2 separate regions of the Homo sapiens genome follow, and region 2 is linked to region 1. A link is an interaction called in ENCODE POLR2A ChIA-PET data of the cell type or tissue named here. Cell type or tissue: GM12878. All regions are shown on one strand. Each heading gives the region's core, and the rest is flanking DNA. Links, peaks and the distances in the headings are about the cores only. Region 1 overlaps KIF1B (kinesin family member 1B). Region 2 holds the start of CIROZ (ciliated left-right organizer protein containing ZP-N domains).

The links. Peaks named below come from ENCODE experiments on the same cell type or tissue, not always from the same donor. Only the 100,000 strongest peaks of a DNase experiment are listed, where the experiment ranks them.
Region 2: POLR2A ChIA-PET joins it to region 1 with 8 read pairs; 1 of 35 experiments calls an interaction of 5 or more read pairs at or near these places.

What each region holds. Positions count from the first base shown.
Region 1 is chr1:10,275,192-10,291,036 of GRCh38, forward strand. It overlaps KIF1B (kinesin family member 1B), which reads left to right. Exons shown (of 49, transcript NM_001365951.3): 11 at 237-312; 12 at 1,130-1,208; 13 at 2,795-2,937; 14 at 3,906-3,947; 15 at 7,131-7,342. Among named protein-coding and RNA genes, the nearest start is that of KIF1B, 73 kb to the left of the region's middle. RefSeq lists a silencer at 3,966-4,166 and an enhancer at 8,122-8,171. In GM12878, for the core only: no CTCF peak of the experiment used is centred there; a DNase peak (open chromatin) is centred at 8,460; H3K27ac peaks cover 1,338 bases.
Region 2 is chr1:10,979,478-10,995,322 of GRCh38, forward strand. CIROZ (ciliated left-right organizer protein containing ZP-N domains) reads right to left here and starts at 2,599. Exons shown (of 13, transcript NM_001170754.2): 1 at 2,535-2,599. The coding sequence starts at 2,560. It also overlaps the pseudogene CFL1P6. In GM12878, for the core only: no CTCF peak of the experiment used is centred there; DNase peaks (open chromatin) are centred at 6,524 and 7,264; H3K4me3 peaks cover 697 bases; H3K27ac peaks cover 3,156 bases.

The DNA of each region.
Region 1 (15,845 bases), core at 6,438-10,437:
CTCTCTCAACTGTTGTGTATATTACACAGTTTTCAAAATAAAATGTAAAATGAAAAAATTACCTTGTTGCGTGAGTTTTTGGTTTTGTGAAGAATTGAAACTATGAATGATAAACTTCCACAGTGTCGGGGTTGTACTGTAATTTAATTTACTTGGGAATTTTAGACTGATTTGCCTTTCTTGGGAATTTTTTTCCCTAACGAAAAATGCTAAGACCATTTCTTTTCCTTTAATAGAGTAAAAAGAAGAAGAAAACAGATTTTATTCCCTACAGGGATTCTGTACTTACTTGGCTCCTTCGAGAAAATTTAGGTATGTTGACCACTAGTGAAAAGTAGTTATCTTTTTAACTTTGATTATCTTTTGTGGTTAATTGTCCTGTGTCTGTTTTGGAGACAAATAATCTCTAGATATTCATGTTACTACTTGAGTGTTCCTTGCCTGCTTTCATTTTTACTCCTAATTTCAGTTGGTTGGATTCCCTTGGTTTTAAGCCAGGGTATACTCCCATATCTCATTTTCTTCAGGGCATGAACTGTGCAGTAGTTGTCCTCCCGACTCCCCATACTTGCTTCAGATTATTGCTCTTTCTTCGAAGTTATTTCAAAACTCCATGCTTCTCTGAGGTGCACAAAATTAGACATTGCCAACCCTTAATCCTCCTCGTTGCTGATGTTTTCAGACCTTCAAATCACTGTTCTTCATTCACTTCTCCTACTTTTTTTTTTTTTTTGAGATGGAGTTCGTGCTGTTGCCCAGGCTGGAGTGCGGTGGTGCAATCTTGGCTCACTGCAGCCTCCGCCTCCTGGGTTCAAGCAGTTCTCCTGCCTCAGCCTCCCGAGTAGCTGGGATTACAGACACACACCACCTTGCCCAGCTAATTTTTTTGTACTTTTAGTAGAGACAGGGTTTTGCCATGTTGGCCAGGCTGGTCTCGAACTCCTGACCTCTGGTGATCCGCCCACCTGGGTGAAAGAGTGAGACTCCCTCTCAAAAAAAAAATAAAAGAAAGAAATTTGACATTACATTAAATCTTAGGATCTGAGATTACAATATCAGATTTGACACATTCCATAAAATTTTTCTTCTAAAATGAGTGTGATTTGATACTCATGATTAATCTTTTTAGGTGGCAATTCTCGGACTGCAATGGTTGCTGCTCTGAGCCCCGCGGATATCAACTACGATGAGACTTTGAGCACTCTGAGGTACTTTCTTTTGATCTCAGTAACAACATAGACCACATTGCCATCAGAAGCCATTTTGTGATACCATGGATGTTTTTATGCTATCTGGGTAGTTATTTATGTAAATAATGTTCCTTTCCTCTCATAACAGGGAAAACTTAGGGAAAAAGTGATTTGTATTATAATAGAATTTACCTCTTTATGGTTTTCAGTTTCACTGGGAAAGATATGAACTTTTTATTTTTTTATCCCTCATGGATACCTAGATAAGGCAGGAGCTTTTTCATAGGAAAGATTTTTAAATTGCTCAAGTGAGATTTTTGGGTAACTTTTAGGTAATAGTGACATTTTCTTATTCATTTCTATAAAAAGAAGTGTCCCCCTTCTTGTAGTGTTTGTCGTTATAGAAATGCTGAAGTCGGCCAGGCGCAGTGGCCCCCACCTGTAATCCCAGCACTTTGGGTGGCCGAGGTGGGCGGATCACTTGAGGTCAGGAGTTTGAGACCAGCCTGGCCAACATGATGAAACCCCATCTCTACTAAAAATACAAAAATGAGTCGGGCGTGGTGCCATGCACCTGTAATCCTAGCTACTCAGGAGGCTGAGGCAGGAGAATTGCTTGAACCTGGGAGGCGGAGGTTGCAGTGAGCCGAGATGGCGCCACTGCACTCCAGCCTGGAGACAGAGCGAGACTCCATCTCAAAAAAAAAAAAAAATAAATTCTGAAGTCATAATAAGTAATAAAATTATAGGAATATGTAGCAATATTAAAAAATTACCAACATAGCCAGGTGCAGTGGTGTGCACCTGTAGTCCTAGCTACTTGGAAAGCTGAGGCAGGAGGATCACTTGAGCACAGGAGTTTGAGGCCAGCCCAGGCAACGTAGTGAGACTCTGTCTCTTAAAAAAAAAAAAAGAAAAAAACAATTACCAACAGAATGTTCATAAAAAGTTTTTTTTGTTTGTTAGTTTTTGTTTTTGAGTCTTGCTATGTGGCCCAAGCTGGAGTGCAGTGGCAAGATTGTAGCTCGCTGCAGCCTCAGACACCTGGGCTCGTGTGATTCTCCTACTTCAGCCTCTCAAGTAGCTAAAACTATAGGTGCATGCCACTAGGCCTGGCTAATTTTTAAAAATTTCTTGTAGAGATGGGGGGTCTTGTTAGGTTACTCAGGCTGGTTTCAAATTCCTGGCCTCAAGTGATCCTCCCCACTTGGCCTCCTAAAGTGTTGGGATTACAGGTGTGAGCTGCCTCCCGAGGCCTGTATTTTTTTATGTATGAGTAGGTTTCATTACTTTAGTCTGGAACTCTCTACCCTTCTTCCATGAAAGACACTTGATGTAATGGAATAAACACTATACAGTCTCATAAGTTGGGTTTAAGTCCTCTCGCTGTTATTTCCATTGTGATCTTGGGCAAATCACTTAAATTCATCTGAGCCTTTTTCTTCATCTTTAATAGGTACTATAAAGCTTTATACAAATGTATTATTATCAAGGCTCATAAAATGTAAACACTCAGGATATTTGATTTAGAGATAATAGTATGTTACTTATGAGAAGTAGAACATATGAGAAATGACAAGAACAAATTTTCTTTTTGGATCTAGATATGCAGATCGTGCAAAACAAATTAAATGCAATGCTGTTATCAATGAGGACCCCAATGCCAAACTGGTTCGTGAATTAAAGGAGGAGGTGACACGGCTGAAGGACCTTCTTCGTGCTCAGGGCCTGGGAGATATTATTGATAGTAAGTGAATTAAGGATCGTTACAAAATCTAATCCTTTCTTCTTCAGGGTTCTTATTCAGCGTTCTTATATTTAAAATAAACTTCAAGTTAAGGAGCATGATGAAGCTAAATGGTAGTGAAAATGTTTTGTTTTGTTTTGTTTTCTTTTTCCTTAAAAAACCCAATGGAAATGATCTCTAGATTCCTTTATGTAATGTGTACCAGACTATCCATTTGAACTCAGGAAATTAGTTTTAAATCGCAAATATGTCACTAGTATTTTTGTTAGAATTCTGTTTTAGATCAGCAATGAAGTTTATTTGGAACGTTAAACCTGTTATCACTGAGCAATTAATTACTTCATAGAAATGTTATTTGAAATTTTGAGTTTTGTTTCATGGGTTGCTCTGGATTAGTGTCGTGGCAGTAATATAAGAAACGCACCATTCAAGCCTACCTTCAGATAAGATTCACCTTTGAATGGCCCCCTCCTCCTGTAAAATGCTGGAGTGCCCCGTGCTGCCTATGAACATATGAAGGGGAAAAGTTCAATTCCTATGAAGTTCAAGAACTACACTTCCAGAGAGTATTGTTTTACAATGTTGTATTAAAATTTATCTTAAAAAATCTCCGTGATGTGCCTATCCAGTGGCTTATTCAGAAGTTCTCTTAAGTGAGTAAAATGGATTCATATAGGAATAGAATATGGTAGAATATGGGTTAGTTTAGTAAAGCATTTTTTTTTAGTGTAAAGTTAAACTTATATTCCTTGAAGTTCTAATAAGATTTTCAAGGCCTCTTCTAGTTTAATTCTTCTTATTGATTAGAGTCCGAGTTTAGATGAATACCGTTTGTAAAAATGATACCGTATTCTAAGTATTAACTTTTCCATCTCCCCAAATGCCAAAAACTGCTCTGTTCCCTCTCTGTGTCACTGCTGAACCTGAACTTTGACCCTTCTCGTATTTTCCCTCCTGCTTACCTTCAGTTGATCCATTGATCGATGATTACTCTGGAAGTGGAAGCAAATGTGTGTATTTCACATATTGGTTATTTCCAGTACTCTGACTTGCTAATCTGCCTCTGCTGGATCAGCCTTAAAATAAGCTTTGCATGCTGGCAATCCTTACAGGGAAATCCCAGACAGAGCATAGTATAGAATCAGAAATGATCCTATTTTTGCCCTTCTTCATTTAGCAAACTAATCTTTGCTGAATTTCAGTTTGTGGCTTGAGTGAAGTTGAAAGGCTTAAGAATCTCTTGCTGCTTCTACTCTTCAGTTTTTCCCATTGTGATTCAATTAAATCCAAAAATCATAGATGATAGCAACTGACACTTACTGATTTTGCATAATATGCCAGGCCCTATTCTAGGCACCTTGAATATATTGTCCCTTTTAATTCTGTTAATGGCTCTGAAAATATTTTATTATGTTCCTTTTACCAATAATCATTTTTAGTCAGCAAAACTATCTATGATTTAAGAGCTCTGTAGATGTTGGGCTAAGACTCATGAGTGCTTGTGCTAAGTTGCTTTTCTCCATAACTTGGGCCTCGGAATGATTAGATAAACGTTTTTTCCTTTTTTTTTTTTTTTTTTTTTTTTTTTAGACAGTCTCACTCTTGTCACCCAAGCTGGAGTGTAATGACATGATCGTGGCCCACTGTAACCTTGAACTCTTGGGCTCAAGTGATCTTTCCAGCTCAGCCTCCTGAGTATCTGAGACTACAGTTGTTCGCTGCCACACCTGGCTAATTTTTTAATTTTTTATTTGTAGAGGTGAGGGGTCTCGCTGTGTTTCCCAGGCTGGTCTGGAACCCCTGACCTCAAGCAGTCCTCCTGCCTCGGCCTTCCAAAGTGCTAGGATTATAGATGTCAGCCACCACACCCAACCATTCCTCTTTTCATAAGTCACAAATTAAAATAACTTAGGTGTCTAAAATGACTCAAACATTTTTAAAGAGTCACATGAACCTCATTATTCTCTCCACATATATCTTAAGTTGGTGAGGAAATTATTTCTTACCCTTTTAAGGTAATTCATCAAGAAATTGTTATCTTAGAAGAAAAATGTCTTGATTTTGGGGCTAATTTTTAGATTTGTACTGAGTTATTTCTTTTTTTTTCTTTTTTCTTTTCTTTTTTGAGATGGAGTCTTGCTTTGTCGCTAGGCTGGAGTTCAGTGGCGGAATCTCGGCTCACTGCAACTTCCGCTGCCTGGGTTCAAGCGATTTCTCCTGCCTCAGCCTCCCGAGTAGCTGGGACTATAGGTGCGCACCACCACGCCCAGCTTATTTTTATATTTTTAATAGAGATGGGGTTTCATCATGTTAGCCAGGATGGTCTCAATCTCTTGACCTCGTGATCCTCCTGCCTTGGCCTCCCAAAGTGCTGGCATTACAGGTGTGAGCCATCAAGCCCAGCCACCTGAGTTGCTTATTTCTACAGTAAGGCATGTAATGAGGCTTGGCAGACAGTGAGAAAATGCATAGGAGAAACCAAACATAGCCCTGGCTGTGGTTATGAGGTTAGGGCTTAAAGGCACTATAATGTCCTGATACAGAAGTGACTCTTGGACTGCAACAGCTCTGTCTGAGATTTCCAAAGCTCAACGATACTGGTGTGGAAAAGGTGCCTTCTTCTTTTTGCTTTTGTGCTCAAGGTGTTGCTGCTGCCAGCTTGTTGCCTACCTCTTTTCTTAGCAGCTGCGGCATTTCCTGAAAGACCATGCATGACTAAGTTTTAATTCTGTATTCCTGAGGGAAAGCAGCCCTGACTCCTTCTCAGTTTCCATTTTGATCTATTTCTCTTTATTCCTTTTAGGGCTTGCATGTGACCATTGGACCTAAACTCTGTCCATCCTGGTCTTTTCTCCCAATGGCTAATTTTTTGCTCTAATCCCTATCCCCCTTTTAAAAGATGCCTCTTTGCTTGTTGCCCTATGTTCTGTATTTGCAGATGGTGGTTTTCAAACTGTCTTGAAGCAACCACTGGCTTTAAGGGAGTTAAAAAACTGGCTTTAATTAAATAGTAGAGATGAGTAAGCCCAGGGAGAACTAATAGTATTTTTTTCCAGCTATGTGTATTGACTCATCTCCTTTGAGGAAAACTGACTTAGTTTTGATATGAATTTTAGTTTCTCAGGTTTAAAAATAAGCTAATTTTAAAGTTGGATTGCACCAATACTTAAGATTTACCTTTGGTATCTTTTTGCAAAGGATGACTAATGAAAGAAAGTAATGAAAGAAAGTACAAACAGCAAATTAATTAATTTTGTTGTTTGTGGCTTAATTTTTTTTTCTTTTACCAATACTGAGTGTAAAAGCAAAATTAACAGTTCTATTAAAGACTTAGTAAATGGAAGTATGTTCCTAAAACTTGCATTTTATACTAGGAAGCAGGCTTAGCAGTGACCCATGGTTGTACTGTTAGGCTAATTAAGGGCCTTAAATTAGCAAATAATCAGCCTTATTTTTTGCTTGCTCTGACAGAAGAATGGAACCTGCACTAAAACTCATTAATCTGCTAATTGTTCTTCCCTGTTGAGGCAATCAATTAGTCCTGAGTTTTTAACCAGGACTTATACAAAATTCCTCTCATTTCTATAATTACCCCTTTTTTATTTAAGACATATTAAAAATCCTTTTAGCATGTTGAAATGTTGCCATACAAAGCATACTACTCAGTGCACAAATTTTGTTTTAACTGTAACATTTTCTTGGAAATTTTTGCTGAATTACACGTAACACTGAGCCAGACCAATATGGATTATTATTGATAAATAAATGATCATTGTTTTCCCTTACTGTTACAAACTACTGGAAAAGTGTAAATCTGAAGACATTGTAGACTAGGAACACTAGAAAGACTAAATGGAAGGTAGTTTGGCTTTTTTAGGGAGAGTGCCTAAGCAGTATCCTTTGAGGCTCTGGTTTATCCCCCTGCGAGATACAGCGTTAACCTACATTGGAATCTTTTAGTTTGTAAATGCAGAAATGATTCTGAACCTGTAGGATACCACTATTAAAGACAGACATGTTTTAGAACTGCCATCTAGAACAGTTGTAACCTGTGTTTGTATTATAGCGTGTCTTGGTCTTGGCGCTTTAATGCTGTCCTTTCTTACAACGATATTCCTTCCTGTCTTTTTTTCTTCCTCTGCTTCTTTCCCTTTTCCCTACTTTTCCTGCCTTCTCTTCTTTCTATCTCCCAGATCTGAAAGATTTTCAGAACAATAAGCATAGATACTTGCTAGCCTCTGAGAATCAACGCCCTGGCCATTTTTCCACAGCATCCATGGGGTCCCTCACTTCATCCCCATCTTCCTGCTCACTCAGTAGTCAGGTGGGCTTGACGTCTGTGACCAGTATTCAAGAGAGGATCATGTCTACACCTGGAGGAGAGGAAGCTATTGAACGTTTAAAGGTAAGTAATAGTTCAGACTGAATACAAGGTATTCTATGTAGCTCCACAAGGAAGAACTAGGAGTAAAAATCACTAAGATTTCGACTCAGCATATGGAGAACTCTTTGACTCTTAGAAGTGTCCTGAAAATTGAATTTTGTGCTTTGTAAGTTAATTTCTTTTCATTAGAATGCCTGAGTCTGACATGGCCAGGCAGAGTTGGGAGAAGTGCATGGGCAGTTCATAGGCTGGCAAGGCAGAGTAACAGATTAATAGATGTGTACGTTAATTCTGGGATAGTACATCAAGTTACAGTGTAATTGTTTTGTTAGAAATTTATTTGGAAACGTGGTTTCATTGAAAGATGGAATTCTGTGTAGAGCCATGCTTCTGTTAATAAAGATGAAGTTTGGGCCGGGTGCAGTGGCTCACGCCTGTAATCCCAGCACTTTGGGAGGCCGAGGCGGGGTGGATCACGAGGTCAGGAGATCAAGACCATCCTGGCTAACACGGTGAGACCCTGTCTCTACTAAAAATACAAAAAATTAGCCGGGCGTGGTGGCGGGCACCTGTAGTCCCAGCTACTCCTGAGGCTGAGGCAGGAGAATGGCATGAACCCAGGAGGCGGAGCTTGCAGTGAGCCGAGATCGTGCCACTGCATTCCAGCCTGGGGGACACAGTGAGACTCCGTCTCAAAAAAAAAAAAAAAAAAAAAAAAAGATAAAGTTAGAACATTTGAGTAGCTGTTCCAGGTTTATTCAGATAGTTATTAAATTATATCTTCTAGAAGTTCACAGAAAGCCTTGATGCCCTATGATTACTGTACAGGAAGGTTATCTCCTCCTATGCTGGTACCCATGGGGTCACAGGGCCATAGTGCTGCATGTATGCAGATTACTGGCCTATGGCTCCCAGCTTTGCTGTTGGAGGTATTTCCCAGCCCCTTGCTGGCTCTGTCAGGTTCGATCTTATCTCTTTGTATGAATATGAAAGTTAAGAGCAGCAGAGCCTTCTGACTCATAGCTGCTTCTCTTCCTCCTCAATTAATTCAGTGCACAGACAGTTGTCACCTGCAGTGCTGAAAGCTGTTCAGGAATCCTGCCACCCATCAGATGACTGTGACAGCATCATCTGCTTTGAAGCAAATATTTTTTCTTTCCCTACTTGTCACCTCCAGGAAGATAGTTTGACCCATACCTTTTAGCCATTGTGTTCAAGAGTGCTAGGGTAGGGGACACAGGGAGGACAAAAAACACTTTTTAAGAGTCTGAGAAGTTGCAGTCATGCTGCCAGCCAGCAGTCTTCTTCACAGTCACTTGGTATTCCCCTTGACTGCCATTCATGCAAGGACGATAGAGAACAGTGACACATTGACACATTTAATAGGTAAAAGGCTTGCCGAAAAACTCTTTAACACTAAAGTGAATTAAGCTTGATAATTGAATATGTCAGATGCTTTCATTTTAATTTTCATGTGAGGCTGAAAAAGATTTTATATGAAGAAAGAGGTTCTGCTTTTTCTTTCTTAATCAGCCTACCTTTTCCCTTGACATTTTACTTACTTCAAAAGTACAGTGTGGGCCGGGCATGGTGGCTCACACCTGTAAACCCAGTACTTTGGGAGGCTGAGGCAGGAGGATCATTTTAGCTCAGGAGTTTAAGGCTGCAGTGAGCTGTGATTGTACTGCTGCACTCCAGCCTGAGTGACAGAGCAAGACTCTATCTCAAAAAAACATGCTTTAGAAACAAAAATAAGGCCGGGCACGGTAGCTCACACCTGTAATTCCAGCACTTTGGGAGGCCAAGGTGGGCGGATCATCTGAGGTCAGGAGTTCAAGACCCGCTTGGCCAACAGTGAAACCCCATCTCTACTAAAAATACAAAAAAATTAAGCCGGGCTTAGTGGCTCATGCCTGTAATCCCAGCACTTTGGGAGGCTGAGGCAGGCAGATCACTTAAGGTCAGGAGTTCAAGACCAGCCTGGCCAACATGGTGAAACCCCATCTCAACTAAAAATAAGAAAATTAGCCAAGCATGGTGGCACACGCCTGTAATCCCAGCTGCTTGGAGGGTGAGGCACAAGAATCACTTGAACTTGGGAGGCGGAGGTTGCACAGCCTGGAGATTGCGCCATTGCATTCCAGTCTGGGCGGCAGAGTGAGACTCTGTCTCAAAAAATAAATAAATAAAAATAGAAAAATTAGCCGGCCATGGTGACGTGCATCTATAGTCCCAGCCACTCGGGAAGCTGAGGCAGGAGAATCCCTTGAACCCAGGAGGCGGAGGTTACAGTGAGCTAAGATTGCGCCAATGCCCTCCAGCCTGGGCAACAGAGTGAGACTCCATCTCAAAAAAAAAACAAAAACAAAAATAATGTGCTTGTTTCTTCCTTCAGAACATGTAAGTGGAAAGTGAGTGAAGTTCTGCAACACCTAGCAAAGGGAGAAGGAGTGAGAAATCTTTCCATTAAATGTTGTAGGCTGCAGGGTAACTTTTACTGTTGGTAAAATTGACTTTGAAATTTTACTAAAGACCTTAGTGAAGAGGAGTGGTAAGACTCCATTCACACATTTTCTCACAATAGGCGTCAGTGACCATGTTGCTTTGCAGGGCTCTTTTCAGAGCCAGAGTGAGAAATAGGGAGCTCCTTGGGAATGAGAAGTAAAACTCCCACTTACTGAGTCCTTAATATAAAATGTTCTTTTTCTTTGGGGATCTTAAGTCTTAACTATTTGCTTATTAAAGCCTTAGCTCTTACACTTGAGATTACCCTTTCCTTTGACCTTCCTCTTGATGTAAAGGAGAAATTTCTCCCTAACTGCCAAGTGGGACCAATTGAAAATAATGTCACATGTTAGGAGTCAAGACATTAACCAGACTCTTCAAGATTCAGGTAACCCAGTGTCTTCCAAATAATTTCTAGGGAATAACACTGTCATTATTCAGGGAACTCTCCTTCCGACTTCCCTATGTCCCACTAAAGCAAGACAAAACTGTATTACTTCAATCAGAAAACAAATTTCTCTGTTTTAATTCTTCCTTACGCCAAAATAAAGAACTCTTCTGTTTTCCCTAGTTTTATTCTAGAAAGAAAACAGCTTCCTTAGTGTTTTGTGTTGTCTTGAGTTTTTAATGCAGTGTGGTAGTTCACTGAAGCATAAGCACCTTAGTTCTGCTCTTATTTTGTGAATGGTGAGAATTTCTTTCGGGCAGACCTGCATTTTAATGCTGCACGCAGATAACATCTTTCATCCGTAGCGCCAGGGCAATGGTTGTGCAGTAGAAATGCTTGAGAATATCTAGGAACTGGGTTCCTAAGGCATGGTGCTGCAGGAGAAAAATATTATAATGGAAAACAGCAATAGAGGAGGTTAGTTTATTTTCCTAACATTTTATTTCCCTTTGTTTCTTTTTGACTTTAAAAAAGGTCAGTTGATTGGATACTGTTTTTACACATGATGTTGCTGTGGCTTTGTTCACTGAATAGCCTTTTTCCATATGTTAGGTACTCATGTCACACCATTGTAAAGATGTTTTTTTTTTTTGAGACAGAGTCTTGCTCTGTTGCCCAGGCTGGAGTGCAGTGACGCGATCTCGGCTCACTGCAACCTCCGCCTCCCAGGTTCAAGCAACTCTCCTGCCTCAGCCTTCTGAGAAGCTGGGATTACAGGCATGTACCACCACATCTGGCTAATTTTTGTATTTTTAGTAGAGACGGGGTTTCGCCATGTTGGCCAGGCTGGTCTCAAACTTCTGACTACAGGTGATCTGCCTGCCTCGGCCTCCCAAAGTGCTGGGATTACAAGCATGAGCCACCATGCCAGGTCTTCCTGTCAAATAAGGTTTTAAACATGCAGCTGTAGCCACAGCTCTCGTGTTTATTAGTCTGGCATCACAGTCAGTACTGTGAGTGCCGTTGCTTAGGCTTAGCCTATAAATATCCACAAATATCCATTACAGAAGCAGGCAAGGGCAAATGCTGTGCTAAGCAGCCCAAGGGCCACATTTGGAACCCACTTAGGAAGCATGCTATGTTCAGTACAGTAAAACCTTGGTGATTCAATGGCTTCAACAAATGTTCTGTGTAGTAAGTGTTTTTCATGGAAATATTTCTGACTTGTCCTGGTGATTTCTGTGTTTCCTTAACTGAATCATCATCAAGAAGAGATTAAATTGTTTAGCTATATGAACATAATTTATTAACCAGTGCTATACAAATAACTAGAGATGCAGACAGATATGACGTGAGACCAAAGAGTGAATGACACCTGAGCCTGGCATTCCTCGGAGCTTAAAGAAGAGTTCCTGGTGTCCCTCTGTTTTTTGGAATTTTTTTTTTTTCAAAGAAAGGGAGGAGGATTAAAGATTTATCTCCTCAACCCCTCATTTCTGAACCATGAATCCACATTTCAAGTTCATCTTACATTAGGCCCCTAGAGTGGGGTATGGGAAGCCCTGGACACCAGCATGCCTGCCTGCCAGCAGAATGAGTTGATGCTCCTGAGACTGAATGCTGTTTTGCACTTGGCTTCCCTATTTATACTAAGTTTGCTACTCAGGCTTGAACAGAATATCCTTCACTTTTTCTTAACTTAGGGTGAACTGTTTCATAGAACATTTACTTGAAAGCCTATTGATCCTGTTTTATTTGAAGAAAGAACAGTGAGTCAGCAAATAGCTCTAGACCTGTCTCAGTGAGTAGTGTGGGCTCACTTAGCTTCTCTGGTCTGTTGGAACACAGTGGCACCATCTTGGCTCAGTGCAACCTCTGCCTTCCAGGTTCAAGCGAATCTCCTGCTTCAGCCTCCCAAGTAACTGGGACTACAGGTGCGTGCCACTGTGCCCGGCTAATTTTCGTATTTTTAGTAGAGATGGGGTTTCACCATGTGAGCCAGCTGATCTTGAACTCTTGTCTCTGGTCCAGTTTTCTTATCTCGTGAATGGTTCCAGAATAAACGATTTTGCAGGCTTTTTTCAGCCCTGAAGTTGTGCTAATGTGACTCACAGTTATTATTTTCTCTAAGTTTCCCCCAAAGTTTTTAAAAATAGCTTTCTAGACAACCTAAAAATTGCAGCTGAAAACTGTAATAAAAATAAAAGTTGTACCTTACTCATTAAATCTCTTTTCTGCAAAGAGATCATGTTCTGATTTACCCTTCAGTTGGTAAGTAAAATTAGATAAGTCATATTAGAGTTGGCTGCAAAATGGTAAGAGGATTCCTAGACAGTAATTTTGCTTTCTTAGAGTGAGTTCTACAGTTGCCCCAAAATAGGATGGCTTTAATATGACTAGATAATCCTCTGCTCTGAAATAACCTTTTTCTGAAGGTAATCAACTAGGAAGAAATATTTTTAAAATATCTCATATGTCAGTTTGTATTCCATAATCAACAGTGGTTTATTGTGGTTAGTACTATAATAAGTACTAGTCAAGATGCCTTGTTTAGGTCGGGTGCATCCTGTTGTCCTGTCTGTTGAAGGTTTTCACTTTGAGAAGATTGTATAGATTTCTACCCAGCTATCTTTAATAGACCTTAAAATTATGTAGGTTATATCATCAGCTTGTCTTGTATTTGCCTATTTAAAATCATATGCAGGGTGGGGCTGGGAGGAAAAGAAAAAAAAGGAAAAAAGCAGTCATATGCAAAAGCATTTTCTTTTTTTAAAGAGGGGCTCACTGTGTTGCTCAGGCTGGAGTGTAGTGGTGCAGTCATAGCTCACTTATGCAGAAGCGTTTAACACCACTCTTAGTGGTTGTTGAATAACTTTTGTGGTGCTTTATAGATAAACTATTGAAAACTTGGTTCTTGGCCTTCTCACTCCTTAGGGAATTGTGTGGATTTGTCTTGCTCGCTGGCCCTCTAGTATGACACTTTTGTTCTCCATTTGTGGGGCGGCATGTGCACTGCATGGTAATCATTTCTGCTGAGGACTGTGTAGAGATGCCATTCAGGTAGCTGTTTTAGCCTTTGAGCCTCTGTGTGTGTTCTGAAGCCTAATGAGAGCCATTTCAGGTGGTTTTTGTCACTTGCCACCCCCAACTGCAGACTTGTTCTAGCTTCTTCCACCTTGTAAGTATAACTCTTTTCTGAAAAAGTACCTCCTACATGGCTGCCTTACTGATGCCCAGGTTCCTTCTTTAATCTGTTTTGCTCTTTGCCTACCTTTGCTGGTTGTTGTTGTTCTTCATCTTTCTCTTTTTTTTAAATTTTATTTTAAATCATACCCTCCTATTTGTTCCACCAAACTCATATACTACTTTGCTTTTGCAGCTGCTGCTTTGAATCTTTACTCTTGCTTTTTTCACGTGTTCCCTTGCCTTGCCTTTGGTATGTTTTTTGTTTTGAGGTGACATCCAGTCATGTAATATTCTGGAAGTCCAAGAGATCCAGAAAGTCAAACACTAGACAACTTAAGGTTTATTACTCACAAGTCCTTTCTGTGTAGATATTTACGTTTTGGGGTCACAGGCTTCGTTAGTAACCTGTTATCATATGAATCATACATTGAAGTGTTTGATGAACTATAACACTTTTCCTTGTTAATCACTACTAGCATCATTACTATATTTCATTATCATCATCTGACTTTCTTACTTCATCTCCATGACCAGCATTTTCACCTGTTTTGGCATGTGCTCGTCCCCCTTTTTTGTACTCCTTTTCCTTCCATTCTTTGCCTAATTGCTACTTGTCCTTCATTTCTCTGTCTGGGCCTCACTCAGCCTTGATTCACCCATGTTACAGAGACCTGTGAATACTCCAGTTCTAGCTCTTAGTACACTGTTCTCTTATCTCCTACTGTATTCGTTCTCAGTCCTCAGACATGCTGCTCTAGCAACACATTATTCCTAGAAAACTCCAGGTACTTTCCCACTCTCAGCATACCCACATGGCAGCTTCTGCTCTTCTTTGATCTCTGCTCACATATCACTGAGTCTGTGAGGCCTGTCCTGACAACCTCACTTTAGATTGCTCCCTCACCTACCCTTCCCCATGTGTTCTTTCCTCTTGTTGCTTTATTTTTGTCTGGAGCACTTGCCACTATCTGACATACTGTGTACTTATTGATTAAAATGGATTATATCATGGCGGGGCACGGTGGCTCACACCTGTAATCCCAGCACTTTGGGAGGCTGAAGCGGGCCGATCACCTGAGGTCAGGAGTTCAAGACCAGCCTGACCAATATGGTGAAACCTCATATCTACTAAAAATACAAAAACTTGCCGGACATAGTGGTGTGCACCTGCAGTGCCAGCTACTCAGGAGGCTGGGACAGGAGAATCGCTTGAACCTGGGAGGTGGAAGTTGCAGTGAGCCGAGATCGCACCACTGTACGCTAGCCTGGATGACAGAATGAGACTCTGTCTCAAACAGACAAACAAACAAACAAACAAAATAAATAATAGGATTATATCAGTCTCCTTACTACAATGTAAATCTTATGAAGGCAGAGATTTTGTTCTCTGACATATCCATAGGTGCCTTGAAGAAGGCTTGATATGTAATGGGGTTGTATATAAGTATTGAATGAATAAATCATCACTTACTTCTCTCTCTCTCTCTCTGGTATACAGTAACCTCCTTGAGAGCAGGAAACATGTTTTCGTTCTTTTTAAATTAAATTAAATTTAATTTAATTAATTTATTTTTTTAATTTTACTTTACGTTCCAGGATGCATGTGCAGAATGTGTAGGCTTGTTACATAGGAATACATGTGCCATGGTGGTTTGCTGCCCCTATCAACCCGTTATCTGGGTTTTAAACCCTGTATGCATTAGGTTCTTATATTTATATAAGTGTAAACACTCAGCAAGTGATTGGTAAATTGTCACTTCAGTGTGTGTCTTCAGATGCGATTTAATAGTAAACCTTTCTATGTTGACTGCTGGGTTGTGTTCAGGAGGTTAGTGTGTTATGGCGAAATTGTAGTGAAACAAAAGCAGTAAATACGTTTGGGAACTTTATTCTTTTTTTTCTTTTTTTGAGATGGAGTTTTGCTCTGTTGCTCAGGCTGCAGTGCAGTGGCGCGATCTCGGCTCGCTGCAAGCTCTGCCTCCCGGGTTCATGCCATTCTCCTTCCTCAGCCTCCTGAGTAGCTGGGATTACAGGCGCCTGCCACCATGCCCACGTGGATCACGAGGTCAAGAGCTTGAGACCATCCTGGCCAACATGGTGAAACCCCGTCTCTACTAAAAATACAAAAATTAACTGGGCGTGGTGGCACGTGCCTGTAGTCCCAGCTGCTCGGGAGGCTGAGGCAGGAGAATCACTTGATCCCCAGAGGTGAGGTTGCAGTGATCTGAGATCGCGCCACTGCAGCCTGGTGACAAAGGAAGACTCCGTCTCAAAAAAAAAAAAGACTTGGAGGATTTATTTGTTTGGGGTTGATTTAGTTTTAGGTCTAATCTTTATGATTCTTATCTTATGTATTAATAAAAGAAAAATCTCTTTACATTTAATTCTGGCCTGTATCCTCAAAGGGCATGATTTGCTTCTTGCTTTTCTAGCATGGTATGTTAA
Region 2 (15,845 bases), core at 4,974-8,973, 700 kb after region 1:
AGAAAGCTCCTGCCTCCTGGCGGGAGTGAGGTTGGTTCAACCACTCTTGGGAACTGGTAGAATCTACTAAGACTGAACATTCCTCCACCCTTCGACCCAGCGCTTCCTCTCCAACTGCAAGGCAAGCACAAGGGCATCAGAGGACACGTGCAAGACTGTTGACAGCAGTGCTATTATTTCCTGTAACCTGGAAACCACCCCAGCGCCCAGCAGTGGTAGAATGGACCCATTGTGGTCTACTCCTACAATGGAATACTGAACTGCAATGAAAAGAAAGAAACTACTATTGGACGGGTGCAGTGGCTCACGCCTGTAATCCCAGCACTTTGGGAAGCGGAGGCGGGCGGATCACTTGAGGTCAGGGGTTTGAGAGCAGCCTAGCCAACATGGTGAAACCCTATCTCTACTAAAAATACGAAATTAGCCAGGTGCGGTGGCGCATGCCTGTAATCCCAGCTACTCAGGAGGCTGAGGCAGGAAAATCGCTTGAACCTGGGAGGTGGAGGTTGTGGTGAGCCGAGATCTCACCATTGCGCTCCAGCCTGGGCAACAAGAGCAAAACTCCGTCTCAAAAAAAAGAAAGAAAGAAAGTTAACAGTTTAAAAAGCAATGTGAAAAGGCAGGAATGGGTGCTGCATTTCCTTCTAGGGCTGCCCTCGTTGAGCCATTCGATTCCTGGGTGGGCAGAGGGCCAGGGCCTCAGGCCCAGCCCAGGGAGGCCAAATGCCAGGGCCCACAGTCTCCCCAGAGTGGGTTGGCAAAGAATGACAGGACTGGTTCCCCAGCCTGGAATCTAAGCTGAGCCTGCAGCCTTTGAGCTGGGAGGAGCTTGCGGCTGCCTGGCTGCCCCGCTGCCCCGCTTCATTCGCTGAATTCAGAAGCGCCTGTGGCGAGCCTCTCCCATGGACGGCCGGGTACCCGCCCTGGGCTCTGCTGCCTGGACACTGAGCCCAATGCGGAATTCCTCTCCCAGCAGCGGGGAGGCGCTATTATTAGTTGATTAATTTGCAAAACAAAAACCTGGCTGGGGCAATTGGTCTTGAAGGAAGGTTCTCCCAGAGCGAGTAAATCTGAGACAGGACCAGAAGAATAATCTTGGGGAAAAGGAAAGTGGCTGACTCTGGTGCTGAGTCCCGGCCTTGCCAGGGACCCCGACTCTGCTGTTACACAGGGAATGCTGTCTGGAATCGGCCCGGTGGCAGGTGGGGGGTAGACAGCTCTCCCCTCCGTCTGATGCCTGCTCCTGTTCTCCTCCTTGAGCATCAATCGGGAGAAAGATGTGGGTTTGGGTTTTTCCCCCTCACTTCTCAGACCCAGAACTGCCCCATCCCAGTCTGGGGGGAGACATGATGCTCCATCCCCCAAAGCTGAGCCCCCTCATGGGGCATCCAGGAGAAGGCAATGGGTCCCCAGGACAGGGCCCGGACCTCCCCCTTGCTCGCCCAGCCCCACAAAGCCCCACTCAGCTTCTCCACTGCCTTCATTGTCTACAGACTTCAACCTCACAAAACGCCCAACAAAAGCCCTGCAGTCCACGGCCCAAAGGCCACAAGCCAGCTATTGTGACATTCCAGCTGGCCTGGGAGGCTTCACTTCCCACTCTCAGGAGCTTTTTAAAGTATCTCTTAAAAATGCATCTCAGATGGGGAAAAGAGGTAGCAATTCTGTTGCCAAGGAAAATGAGATTTTGGCCAAGTGCAGTGAGTCATGCCCGTAATCCCAATACTTTGGGAGGCCGAGACAGGAGGATGGCTTGAACCCAGGAGTTTAAGACCAGCCTGGGCAACACAGTAAGACCCTGTCTCTACAAAAAAATTAAAAAATTACCAAAGTGTGGTGGCACATGCCTATGGTCCCAGCTACTCAGGAGGCTAAAGTGGGATGATCACTTGAGCCCAGGAGTTAAGAGATGACAGTGAACTATGATCTTGCCACTGCACTCCAGCCTGGGCAACAGAGCAAGACTCTATCTCAGGAAGAAGGAGAGACAGAGAGGGAGAGAGAGAGAGAAAGAGAAAAGAAAGGAAAGGGAAGGAAGGAAGGAGAAAGGAAGGAAGGCAGGGAGGGAAGGAAGGAAGGGAGGGAAGGAAGGAAAATGAAATTTTCTCCTAATCCTTACAATCGAATAGCTAGCGACCACAACTCCTATCATTTGAAAACTCCTTGAAATCAAGCATCTCTTGGTCAACTTGACCCCTAATTTGTTTTGTTTTAAGGACCCTCTAGGACAAGGAAGACGTGTTCTGTTTTCTCCCAATCTTCTGGAAATCCTTCCCAAGATGGGAGGACTGGAATTCCAGAACAAGGGATGACAGGAGCATGAGAAAGGTGGGAGAGACTGTGGCCGGACCTCACCTGAGAAAGTCAGCCCTTCCCAAGGCATCCATGCATCTGGGCCCCTCACCCATTTGGCCCCCTTCCCTCTTAGATGCAAGGCTTCTGATTCTGATGGAAGATATTTGGCTTCTTCAAGGAGTGTGGGCACACTAAGCATGCCACTGGCTTCTCCCAATTCCTGAATAAGGGACACTTACCAGGCAAGTGCTGGGGACCCCCACATCCTCAGGCCCAGCAGCTCTCTCCTGCCCTGGGAGAATTTAATCTGAAGCAGTTCCAAGCAACTAAACGAAAGGTTGGCTCCTCCCCTTCCCCTCCAGTGCAGGTCTCGGGTCACTCAGGTGCCAGAAAACACAGGTGGGTGTCAACACTCTCAGCTTCTCCCCATCCCTCTGCATGGGTGAGATGAATTGCTTCAGCCGTGGGAGCTCAAAATAAGATTGCGGATCAGAAGGCTGAAGATGAATTGATCCACTGAGGCTGGAGTGCAGGCCCTCATTCTCCGCTCCCGGGAGAAGCCTGTCTCTGTGCCCAAGGAAGGAAAGAAGCTAAGAAACTGAGCTTCACCGGAGGAACAGTCACGCTGTCTTGATGGGGCTTCCCAGAACCCTGCTCCAGGCCCCTCCTGGCAGAGTTCAAAAGGAGCTGAGGGGCCAGGCATGGTGGCTCATGCCTGTAACCCCAGCATTTTGGGATGCAGAGATGGGCAGATTGTTTGAGGTCAGGAGTTCGAAACAAGCCAGGGGAACATGGCAAGACCCTGTCTCTACAAAAAATTTAAAAACTAGCTGGGCATGGTGGCACACACCTGTGGTCCTAGCTACTCAGGAGGCTGAGGTGAGAGGATTGCTTGAGCCCAGGAGGTTGAGGCTGCAGTGAGCCCTGATTGTGCTACTGCACTCCAGCCTGGGCAACAGAACAAGACCCTGTCTAAAAAAAAAAAAAAAAGGGGCCGGGCACAGTCACTCATGCCCATAATCCCAGTGATTTGGGAGGGCGAGGCAGGCTGATCACCTGATGTCAGGACTTCGAGACCAGCCTGGCCAACATGGTGAAACCTTATCTCTACTAAAAATACAAAACTAGCCAGGTGTGGGGGTGCACGCCTGTAATCCCAGCTACTTGGGAAGTTAAGGCAGGAGAATTGCTTGAACCCGGGAGATGGAGGTTGCAGTGAGCCAAGATCGTACCATTGTACTGCAGCCTGGGTGACAAGAGCAAAACTCCGTCTAAAAAAAAAAAAAAAAAAAAAAAAAAAAAAAAAAAAAAAAAAAAAGACCAGGCGCAGTGACTCACGCCTGTAATCCTAGCACTTTGGGAGGCTGAGGTGGGTGGATCATCAGGTCAGGAGTTTGAGACCAGCCTGGCCAACATGGTGAAACCCTGTCTCTACCAAAAATACAAAAAATAGCCGGGCTTGGTGGTGGGCACCTGTAATCCCAGCTACTCTGGAGGCTGAGGCAGGAGAATCGCTTGAACCTGGAAGGCAGAGATTGCAGACAGCTGAGATCGTGCCATTGCACTCCAGCCTGGGCGATACAATAAGACTCCGTCTCAAAAAAAAAAAAAAAAAGGAAGAGGAGATTAGGGCACGGACACATACGGAGGAATGACGGTGTGAGGACACAGGGAGAAGATGGCCAGCTGTGAGCCAGAGAGGCAGCTCCGGAGAAACCAGCCCTGCCTGCACCTTGATCTCAGACTCCTAGCCTCTAGAACTGTGAAGAAATCAATTGGTGTGTAAATCCCAAGTCTGTGGTACTCTGTCGTGGCAGCCCTTGCAAACAAATATCCCTGCAAAATGAGGATTTAGGACTAGATGGTTCCTAATACCCTTTGCAAGTGAAAAAAAAAAAAAGTCTTGATTTTAACTATTCCATTTTATCTGTGTTTATCCCTTCCTCCCCCCGCCCCAAATACTTGCCATTATTGAAAGTCGAGGAAGCCAGGCACAGTGGCTCACTCCAGCCTGGGCAACAGAGCAAGATTGTATCTCAGGAAGAGAGACAGAGAGGGAGAGAGAGAAAGAGAGCCTGTAATCCCAACATTTTAGGAGGCTGAGGTTGGCAGATCACCTGAGGTCAGGAGTTCGAGACCAGCCTGGCCAATATGGCGAAACCCCATCTCTACTAAAATTACAAAAATTAGCCGGGCATGATGGCACACGCCTGTAATCCCAGCTACTCAGGAGGCTGAGGCAGGAGAATCGCTTGAACCCAGGAGGCGGAGGTTGCAAGTGATCCAAGATGGCGCCACTGCATTCTAGCCTGGGTGATGAGCGAAACTCCATCTCAAAAAAAAAAAAAAAAACCAGAAACTAATTATCTCCCAGGTTTAGAGGCCAGAAGTCCAAAATCCAGGTGTCAGCAGGGCCACGATCTCTCTAAAGATCCCAGGGGAGGGTCGTTCCCTGCCTCTTCCTAGCTTCTAGTGGCTGGTGGCAGTCCTGGGTGTCCTGGGCTTGTAGCTGCATCACTCCCATCTCTGCCTCCGTCACCAGCATATGGTATTCTTCCTGGGTGTCTCTGTCCACATTTTTCTTTTTCTTTTTTTTTTTTTTGAGAGAGAGTCTCACTCTGTCACCGGGCTGGAGTACAGGGGCACTAAGTGCTGGGATTACAGGCCTGAGCCACCACGCCCGGCCCCAATTTTCCTCTTCTTATAAAGACTCTAATTACTGGATTAAGGGCCAGCCTAATCCAGTATGACCTCACTTAACTTGATTGCATCAGCAAAGACCCTATTTCTAAATAAGGTCACATTCCCACATATCTGGGATTTGGCTTTTTTTTTTTTCTTTGAGACAGGGTCCTACTCTGTCACCCAGGCATGAGTGCAATGGTGCAATCACGGTTCACTGCAGCCTCGACCTCCTGGGTTCAAGCAATCCTCCTGTTTCAGCCTCCTGAGTAACTGAGAATACAGGCACACACCACCATGCTTGGATGATTTTTAAATTTTTTCTAGAGACAAAAGAGACCAGAGGGAACAGCCACGGTGGCTCACGCCTGTAATCCCAGCACATTGGGAGGCTGAGGTGGGCAGATCACTTGAGGTCAGGAGTTTGAGGCCAGCCTGGCCAACATGGTGAAACCCCATCTCTACTAAAAATACAAAAATTAGCCAGGCATCATGGCGCATATCACTCATTCTAGCTACTCGGGAGGTTGAGGCACGAGAATCACTTGAACCCAGGAGGCAGAGGTTGCAGTGAGCTGAGATCACACCACTGCACTCCAGCCCGGGCGACAGAGCAAGACCCTATCTCAAAAAACAAACAAACAAGAGACAGAGACCAGAGGTCTCTGAGATGGGGTCCGTACGAAAGATACCACTACGTTGTCCAGGCTGGTCTCAAACTTCTAGGCTCAAGTGATTCTCCTGCCTCAGGCTTCCAGAGTGCTGAGATTACAGGTGTGAGCCACTGCACCCAGCCTGTTTCTCTTTTTCTTTTCTTTTTTTGAGACGGAGTTTCACTCTGTCACCCAGGCTGGAGTGCAGTGGCACGATCTCTGCTCACTGCAACCTCCACCTCCCAGGTTCAAGCAATTCTCTGCCTCATCCTCCCGAGTAGCTGGGATTACAGGCACCTGCCACCACGCCTGGCTAATTTTTTGTATTTTTAGTAGAGGCGGGGTTTCACCATCTTGGCCAGGCTGAACTTAAATTCCTGACCTCGAGATCCACCCGCCTCAGCCTCCCAAAGTGCTGGGATTACAAGCGTGAGCCACCACACCCAGCCCTGTTTCTCTTTTTAACTCATCTTTTTGTTGACCAACTTTTCCTTTAATCCCAAATTGCTCGGGATTTATCATGAGCCGCCTAAGAAGACATGGAGTTGGAAGTGGAGACCCAGAGTGGTGCATGGAAGCTGGTTGTCACCAGGATCTGTTCACGCTCAGGTGAAAGGCCCTCATCACACCAAACAGAAGCAGGCAGGATCAGAACACACAGCTGGTGAAACCCTCACGGGCCCTGGAGGAGGCCCAGATGCCCTGGCCCACTTCATAAGGCCTCAAACAGAAACGCCAAAGCCAGGGCAAACATCACTGGTACACAGCTCACTCAGAGAACCTGCAAGGACCACCCTGGAGCTGTTGTTTAAATCTTAAAAAGAGAAGAAGAAACAGGAATTGAAAAACAGGTTTTCTTTCCTAATCTGATACCCTAAACCCCATTCCTCCTACACACACACGCACACACCTATAAACATAGCCACAGACATCTCTACACACACACCCTGAAACCCACCTACACACACAACCCTATACAAAACTCTTAGCATATGCCCCACACACTCCTAGAAATGCGCGCGCACACACACACACGCAGTAGGGGCTCCCGTCTTAGATATTTTTAGAGAAAGCAATTTCATTGGGGTCTTTCCAGTGGAGCTCAAATTTCATTTCTCCATTTGGGAAAATCACATTTTCAAAATAGCTTTCTTTTTTTTTTTTTTTTGAGACAGTCTCGCTCTGTCACCCAGGCTGGAGTGCAGTGATGCAATCTCAGCTCACTGCAACCTCTGCCTCCCGGGTTTAAGTGATTCTCCTGCCTCAGCCTCCTGAGTAGCTGGGACCACAGGCGTGCGTCATCAAGCCTGGCTCATTTTTTTGTGTGTGTTTTTAGTAGAGTCGGTGTTTCACCGTGTTAGCCAGGATGGTCTTGATCTCCTGACCTCGTGATCCACCCGTCTCAGCCTCCCAAAGTGCTGGGATTACAGGCGTGAGCCACCGCGCCCGGTCAAGAGTAGCTTTTATGCAATAGTTGGAAGCCGTGAGAATTGGCCAAGTCAGCCCCAGCACGGTTTTCCCCATGGTTTTCTTATTAACACCTTCCTTCTCTTGCAAATACCCACTGAGCTGGTTTTTCAAAAGCAGAAACCACTGACCCACTCACTGGTCTCCTTTGATACTTAGAGGTTAACGATTACTAAAAATATACATATTGATTCCAACTGCCAAGCTTCCCAGGCCTTTTCAGGATGTCCATCTTGCTGAGATCTGGCACCATTACTTACCACTTTTATGAGGAGGAAACCAACATTTAACCAAACTATTACCAGGCTTGCTGAAGTTCCTCCTGATCAGTCAGTTACAAACACACAAAATAACTAGATACTTGGTTGCCTGAGAGGCAGAAGGTGAATGGGCAATGCAGCCTGTTGGTGAAACACGGTCTTTTTTGCTCTATTAGAATCATGAGACCGGGCGCGGTGGCTCACGCCTGTAATCCCAGCACTTTGGGAGGCCACAGCAGGTGGATCACCTGAGGTCGGGAGTTTGAGACCAGCCTGGCCAACATGGAGAAACCCCACCTCTACTAAAAACACAAAAATTAGCCAGACATGGTGGCGGGCGCCTGTAATTCCAGCTACTTGGGAGGCTGAGGTGCAAGAATCGCTTGAACCAGGGAGGCGGAGGTTGCATTGAGCCGAGATTGTGCCACTGCACTCCAGCCTGGGCGACAGAGCAAGAGACCCTGTCTGAAAAAAAAGAAAGAAAGAAAGAGAGAAAGAAAGAGAGAAAGAGAGAAAGAGAAAGAGAAAGAAAGAAAGAAAGAAAGGAAAGAAAGAAAGAGAAAGAAAGAAAAGAAAGAAAGAAAGAAAGGAAGGAAGGAAGGAAGGAAGGAAGGAAGGAAGGAAGGAAGAAAGAAAGAAAGAAAGAAAGAAAGAAAGAAAGAAAGAAAGAAAGAAAGAAAGAAAGAAAGAAAGAAAGAAGCAGCATGATTCAGGCCGGGCACGATGGCTCACACCTGTAATCGCAGCAGGATTTGTTGAGCCTAGTAGTTCAAGAGCAGCCTGGGCGATAAAGTGAGACCTCTGTCCCTACAAAAAAAAAAAAAAAACTAACCAAGCATGGTAGTACTTGCCTATGGTCCCAGCTATTGGAGAGGCTGATGTGGCTGAGGCAGGAGGATCACTTGATCCCAGGAGGTTGAGGCTGCAGTGAGCCATGATCATACCACTGCACTCCAGCCTGGGCAGCAGAGCAAGATCCTGTCTCAAAAAAGCAATAAACAATAAATAAACGGGCAGGGTGGCTGTAGTCCCAGCTACTTGGGAAGCTGAGGCAGGAGGATCACTTGAGCCTGTGAGGTTAAGTCTACAGTGAGCCATGATCAAACCACTGTAATCCAGCCTGAGCAACAGAGTGAGACCCGTCAAAAAAAAGAAAAGTAAAGAGAGAAAGAGAGAAAGAGACAGAGAGGGAGAGAGAGAGAGAAAGAGAGAGAGAGAGAGAGGAAGGAAGGAAGGAAGGAAGGAAGGAAGGAAGGAAGGAAAGAAGGGAGGAAGGAAAGATTTAAACCATTCTAGAAGGGAAGTTCCCCTCTCCTGAACAGAATGCAAATCTTTGCCCATCCTTGCCCTGGAAGGAGAGCAGCCAACTTTTCTGCTGCTAAGAACTGCCATTAATGGGCTGGCCTCCTCTGAGTCAGCAGGGTGCTGAGTGCTTGACTTGAGCATCTCATGCAGAAGTTCTTACCTGGGGTCCACCCTCAAAGATACACGCACAGAATTCATGGGGTGCTTGAACTTGGATGAGGGGGTGGAAATTACATCTTTATTTTCAATAACTTCTACTTGAAATTTAGCGTTTCCATTATGAACATAGTCAACAAGCCATCACATTGTTATGACTTTATGACTCTGTCCCCAACAGAAATTCCAGATATTTTCCTATCACACGAGAATTGTTACAGAGATCTCCAGATATCTCCAGATATTTCTCAGTACTTTTGAATTAAGGCACTGACCCAACCTGCTGCCATTTGATGTCAAAGAAAAAAGTGCTTACAGCCAGGCGTGGTGGCTCACACCTGTAATCCCAGCATTTTAGGAGGCCGAGGCAGGTGGATCACCTGAGGTCAGGAGTTCCAGACCACCCTGGCCAACATGGTGAAACCCCGTCTCTATTAAAAACACAAAAATTAGCTGGGCATGGTAGCACACGCCTGTAATCCCAGCTACTCGGGAGGCTGAGGCAGGAGAATCGCTCGAACCCAGGAGGCGGAGGTTGCAGTGAGCATTGTGAAGGGAATGAAGATACCTCACATCCCAAAACGGAAACCCAGGGGATGGACCAGTGTTTGCAGAGGAAGTTCCAGCCCTCTCTCTACTCCCATTCCTTGGGCAGCTCCCACCATGTCTGGGTCTTCCCTCTGCCTCTGTTGAAGCCCCTAAATGTGGACCCCAGGGCAACTGTGAGACCCAAGGGGACCCCTGAACACTAGAGGGTGGCAGTAGGACTCCTTTGTGCCCCCCAACAATGTACGTGAGCCTGCAGATCTGGAACAGTGGGGAACGTGCGCCTCAGTATGCACCCCCGCCTCCATCTATGAACATGCAACTAGCTCACTCTCACCAGACAGCTGCAAGAGAGCAGGGATTCCTAAACCCTGGATGGAGTCAGAGTGACAGTCACATACTTCACTCCCGAGAGAAACTTCTGGGCCTTGTAAATCCTGTAGTCTAGCAAAATGTCCCCCTGTACTGAGATCACTCATAGGTCATGGGAGATCCTCTGGAAAACACGGAAGCTCTCTGACATCACCATGTAATGATTCTTTTTCTCTTTCTCATGAGTGCTGATGGGTAAATAATGGTAGCTAATATTGACTGAGAACTTTTGATGTGCCAAGCACATAAAAAAAAAAAAACTTATTTATGGCCAGGTGCAGTGGCTTACACCTGTAATCCCAGCATTTTGGGAGGCCGAGGTGGGTGGATCATCTGAGGTTAGGAGTTCGAGACCAGCCTGGCCAACATGGTGAAACCCCGTCTCTACTAAAAATCCAAAAAAAATTAGCCAGGTGTGGTGGCAGGTGCCTGTAGTCCCAGCTACTTGGGAGGGTGAGGCAGGAGAATCACTTGAACCCAGCAGGTGGAGGTTGCAGCAAGCCAAGATCATGCCACTGTATTCCAGCCTGGGCAACAAGAGTGAAACTCTGTCTCAAAAATAGATAGATAAATAAATAAATAAAATTATTTTTGTATTTTTATTATTATCTCTTTAATTTTTTATCAAAAGTCCCTGTATTAGTCCGCTTTCAGGCTGCTAATAAAGATATACCCAAGACCGTGCAACTTACAAAAGAAAGAGGTTTAATGGACTTACAGTTCCACATGGCTGGGGAGGCCTCACAATCACAGTGGAAGGTGAAAGGCATGTCTCATATGGTGGCAGACAAGAGAAGAGAGCTTGTCTGCAGGGAAACTGCAGGGAAACTCGCCTTTTTAAAACCATCAGATCTCGTGAGACTTACTATCACGAGAACAGCATGGGAAGACCTGCCCCCACGATTCAATTACCTCCCACCAGGTCCCTCCCACAACACATGGGAATTCAAGATGAGATTTGGGTGGGGACACAGCCAAACCATATCAGTCCCTTACTGGTCCTACTTCCATGAGTGGCCATGACCAGGGGAAAAGGGAGAGGGACCAGCCAGCAAGGGGAGGGACCATCTCACAACATTCCATTTATACACAGACCAGTATCAAGTTACTATTGTGGTTAGGAGTTGGGAGCACGGGTAGTAGCGGTGTTGTTAAAAAAAAAATACAGCCCCTCCCCCAAACTGGGGTACCTGGGGACAATTTAGTCTGCTTCAACCCAAGAGGAAACAGATCAAAATTGGTTTGGGGCTGGATGCAGTGGCTCATGTCTATAATCCCAGCACATTGGGAGGTTGAAGTGGGAGGATCACTTCAGCTCAGGAGTTGGACCAGCCCGGGCAACAGAGAAAAACCCTGTCTCTACAAAAAGTATAAAAATTAGCCAGGTGTGGTGACACGCACCTGTAGTCTCAGCTACTTCAGAGGCAGAGGTGGGAGGATTGCTTGAGGCAGGGAGGTCAAGGCTGCAGTGAGCTGTGATTGCACCACTGCACTCCAGCCGGGGCAACAGAGTTAGACTCTGTCTCAAAATTTAAAATAAAAAAAAAAGTGGTTTGGGAAGGCCAGAAACATCAGGAATGGAGGGAGGAAGAAAATCCAGGTGCTGGGAAGGCCCTGGGGCGGCAGGCTCTTTGGAAGGCATTGCCTTCCCCATGCTGGGATCCCCCCAGCACTTCAGGTTTGGCAGGAAGGGGGCAGCCTGCAACCCCCAAGGGCAGGTCTGGGGCTGCCAGATGTTCCAGGCATGGGGCTGTAGGGGACTCACAAGGCGTGCCCTCCAGGGAGATGACAGCGCCGCTCCCAGCTTCTCGCCCGGTCTGCCATGGTCCTTGACCTCTTGTAGCAGTTTGCTTGTTCATGCTTGATCCCTGTCAGCTTCTTTTTGTTTTTTTTTGTTTTTTTTTTTTTTTTGAGATGGAGTCTCATTCTGTTGCCCAGGCTGGAGTGCAGTGGTGTGATCTCTGCTGCTCACTGCAACCTCTGCCTCCTGGGTTCAAGCGATTCTCCTGCCTCAGCCTCCCGAGTAGCTAGGATTACAGCACGTGTCATCACACCCAGCTAGTTTTTGTATTTCTAGTACAGATGGGGTTTCACCATGTTGGCCAGGCTGGTCTTGAACTCCTGACCTCAAGTGATCCACCTGCCTTGGCCTCTCAAAGTGCTGGGATTACAGGCATGAGCCACCAGGTCCGGCCCCTGTCAGCTTCTTGATGGCATCCTTAGAGCTGGCATAGATCATTTTGCCCTTAAGGGGTACAGACTCAGGGGCCCAGAAGATAAATACCAGGTCCTCCTTGCTCTCCTTGGACCCATAGGTTGCGTCACCTCAGAGGACACAGCAGCAGTCTTTGTCTGGCAGCATCTTGGCAAAGGTGGTGTAGGGGTTGTCAACGGTCCAGCCCATGTCATCCACCAGGGTCTCCTCGCCCTCCTCCAGGGCGATGTTCTTCTCACCCTCACTCAGGCAGAAGAGCAGCACCATTTTCTTGCGCTTCTTCACCTCCTCTGGCGTCGAAGATTTGCCCACTGTCATGTCAGTGAACACCTTGATGACACCATCAGAGATAGCCACACCAGAGGCCATGTTTTCAGAAATGAAAAGGAGATAGCAGCCAGGTGCTGTGGCTCACGTCTGTAATCCCAGGTTTGGGAGGCCAAGGCAGGAGGATTGCTTGAGCCCAGAAGTTTGAGACCAGCCCAGGCAATATGGCAAGACCTGGTCTCTACAAAAAATTTAAAAAAAAAATTAGTCTGGCATGGTGGCATGTAACTGTAGGCCCAGCAACTTGGGAGGCTGAGAGGGGAGGATTGCTTGAGTCCAGGAGATCGAGGTTGCAGTGAGCCATGTTCACACCACTGCACTCCAGTCTGAGCAACAGAGTGAGCCTATGTCTTGAAAACAACAGCAAAGAAAGAAAAGGAAGGAAGGAAGGAAGGAAGGAAGGAAGGAAGGAAGGAAGGAAGGAAGGAAGGAAGGAAGGAAAGCAAAGCCAAGCCAAGCCAAGCCAGGCATAATGGCTCATGCCTGTAATCCCAGCACTTTAAGGGAGGCAGAGGTGGGTGGATCACTTGAGGTCAGGAGTTTGAGACCAGCCTGGACAACATGGCGAAACCCCATCTCTACTAAAAATACAAAAATTAGCCTGATGTGGTGGAACATGTTTGTAATCTCAGCTACTCAGGAGTCTGAGGCATAAGAATCAGTTGAACCTGGGAGGCTGAGGTTGCAGTGAGCCAAGATTGCACCACTGGACTCCAGCCTGTGCAACAGAGTGAGACTTCGTGGGGAGGGGAGGGGAGGGGAAGGAAAAGAAAAGGAGATGGCAAGGAGAGCCAGAGAAGAGGAGAGCTGCTGTGGCTGCTGCCAGGGTCTGACTGAACCAAGCACTTTAATTGTCCCCATAATCCTATGATATGAGGTCCATACTCTTACTACCCCCATTTTACAGAGGAGGAAATAGAGCCCTAGAGCTGTCAGTGATTTGGGAGAAGTCTCAAGTCTGGTGGGTGACTTGAACTTGGCCCCACGTGGTCTGGATGAGGCAAGTTACACCAAGACCTATGTGTCTCTTTTCTAGAACATGTGCCTCAAGTTGCAGCAGAGGGAGGCACGTATGGAAATGTCTGCAAACTTCTTTGTTAAAATGTTTTTTCACCTTGTTTAGAAAACATACTAGTTTGATTTAAAGAAGCAAATCAACAGTTAAGAGCTCAGATTCCAGAAATATTCAAACTCGGGAGATATCGGAGAAATGCAAACAAAGATGGCGTTATGAGAGAGCATTTTACACTCATCAGAAAGGCAAAAATTAGGAAGGTGGGAATGAGACAGGTGGAGGATTGGCCAAGCTGTGCAGACAGGCAGGAGAGCAAGGAGCTAAGAGCCCAGGTGCCATAGCCAGTCTGGGGTGGATCTCAAAGCCCATCCTGGCGCTTCTGAGCTGGTTTCCTTACCTGAAAAATGGAGACAATGTTATAAAATTATTGTGAGGATTCAAACAACCATTGACATCAAGTGCTGGGAATGGAGTCTATGCTGAATAAGGGATCTGAACCCAGCACCGGCCACTATAAGCTCCCAGAGGGAAAGGACTTTTCTCGGCTCCTTTGCTGTATCCTCAGTGCCTAGAATAACTGAGCACAGGGACAATCTTCAGGGGAACCAGCAAGTAAACTATGGTAGAGTCGTACTATACACTATCCCATACACTGCAGCAGTTAGAAGCAATCACCTGGCGCCAGGATTGGTGAACTTTTCCATTAAAAAATAGATAGCACTTTGAGAGGCCGAGGCAGGCAGATCACCTGAGGTCAGGAGTTTGAGACCAGCCTGGCCAACATGGTGAAACCCTGTCTCTACTAAAAATACAAAAATTAGGCCAGGCGCAGTGGCTCACACCTGTAATGCTAGCACTTTGGGAGGCTGAGGCGGGTGGATCACCTGAGGTCAGGAGTTCGAGACCAGCCTGGCCAACAAGGTGAAACCTCGTCTCTACTAAAAAATACAAAAATTAGCCGGGCGTGGTGGCGCACGCCTGTAATCCCAGCTACTCAGGAAGCTGAGGAAGGAGAATCACTTGAACCCAAGTGGTGGAGGTTACGGTGAGCTGAGATCGCGCCACTGCACTCCAGCCTGCACCACGGGAGCCAGACTCCATCTCAAAAGAAAAAAGAATACAAAAATTAGCTGGGTGTTGTGGGGGGACTATTGTGGTCCCAACTACTCGGGAGGCTGAGGCATGAGAATCACTTGAACCTAGGAGGTGGAGGTTGCAGTGAGCCGAGACTGTGCCACTGCATTCCAGCCTGTGTGACAGAACGAGCGTCTGTTTCAAAAAAAAAAAAAAAAATAGGCCAGGTGTGGTGGCTCACGCCTGTAATCCCAGCACTTTGGGAGGCCAAGGCAGGTGGATCTCTTGAGCCCACGTGTTCCAGACCAGCCTGGGCAACAGGAAAACCTGTTGAAAACAGGAAGACCAGCCTGGGAAAACCCTGTCGCTACAAAAATTACAAAAATTAGCCAGGTATGGTGGTGTACACCTGTAGTTTCAGCTACCTGGGAGGCTGAAGTGGGAGGATAACCTGAGCCCGGAAAGGTCAAAGCTACAGTGAGCTGTGATCACACCGCTGCACTCCAGCCTGGGTGACAGAGGGAGACCCTGTCTCAGAAAAATAAATAAATAAAATAAAATGACCAATCTGCTTTAAAAAAAATCGTTATTTTATTTTTATTTATTTATTTATTTTGAGACGGAGTCTCGCTCTGTCGCCAGGCTGGAGTGCAGTGCAACCTCCAACTCTCTGCAACCTCCGACTCCCTGGTTCAAGCTATTCTCATGCCTCAGCCTCCCAAGTAGCTGGGATTACAGGCACACGCCACCATGCCCAGCTAATTTTTGTATTTTTAGTAGAGACGGGGTTTCACCATGTTGGCCAGGCTGGTCTCAATCTACTGACCTCGTGATGCGCCCGCCTTGGCCTCCCAAAGTGCTGGGATTACAGGCGTGAGCCACGGCACCCTGCCAGATAGGAAATATTTTAGGCTTTGCAGACCACAAAGACACTGCTACAGTCTTAGATAATATGCAAATGAGTGGGTGGGGCTGTTCCAAAACCTTTATGGACATTGAAATGTGAACTCTATGTCATTTTCTTTTTCTTTTTTTTTCTGAAACAGACTCTACTCTGTTGCCCAGGCTGGAGTGCAGTGGTGCAATCTTGGCTCACTGCAACCTCCACCTCCCGGATTCAAGCGATTCTTGTATCTCAGCCTCCTGAGTAGCTGGGATTATAGGTGCACACCACCATGCCCGGCTAATTTTTTGTATTTTTAATAGAGACGGGTTTCACCATGTTGGCCAAGCTGGTCTTGAATTCCTGGCTTCAAGTGATCCTACCACCTTGGCCTCCCAAAGTTCTGGGATTACAAGTGTGAGCCACCATGCCAGGCCTCCATGTCATTTTAATGTGTCACAAAATATGATTCTTCTTTTGATTTTTTACCCCAGTCATTTAAAAATTAGCTTGCTGACTGTACAGAAACTGCCATGCCCCAGATTTGGCCTATGGGCTATAGTTTGCTGAGTCCTATTCTAGGGCTACAACCCAG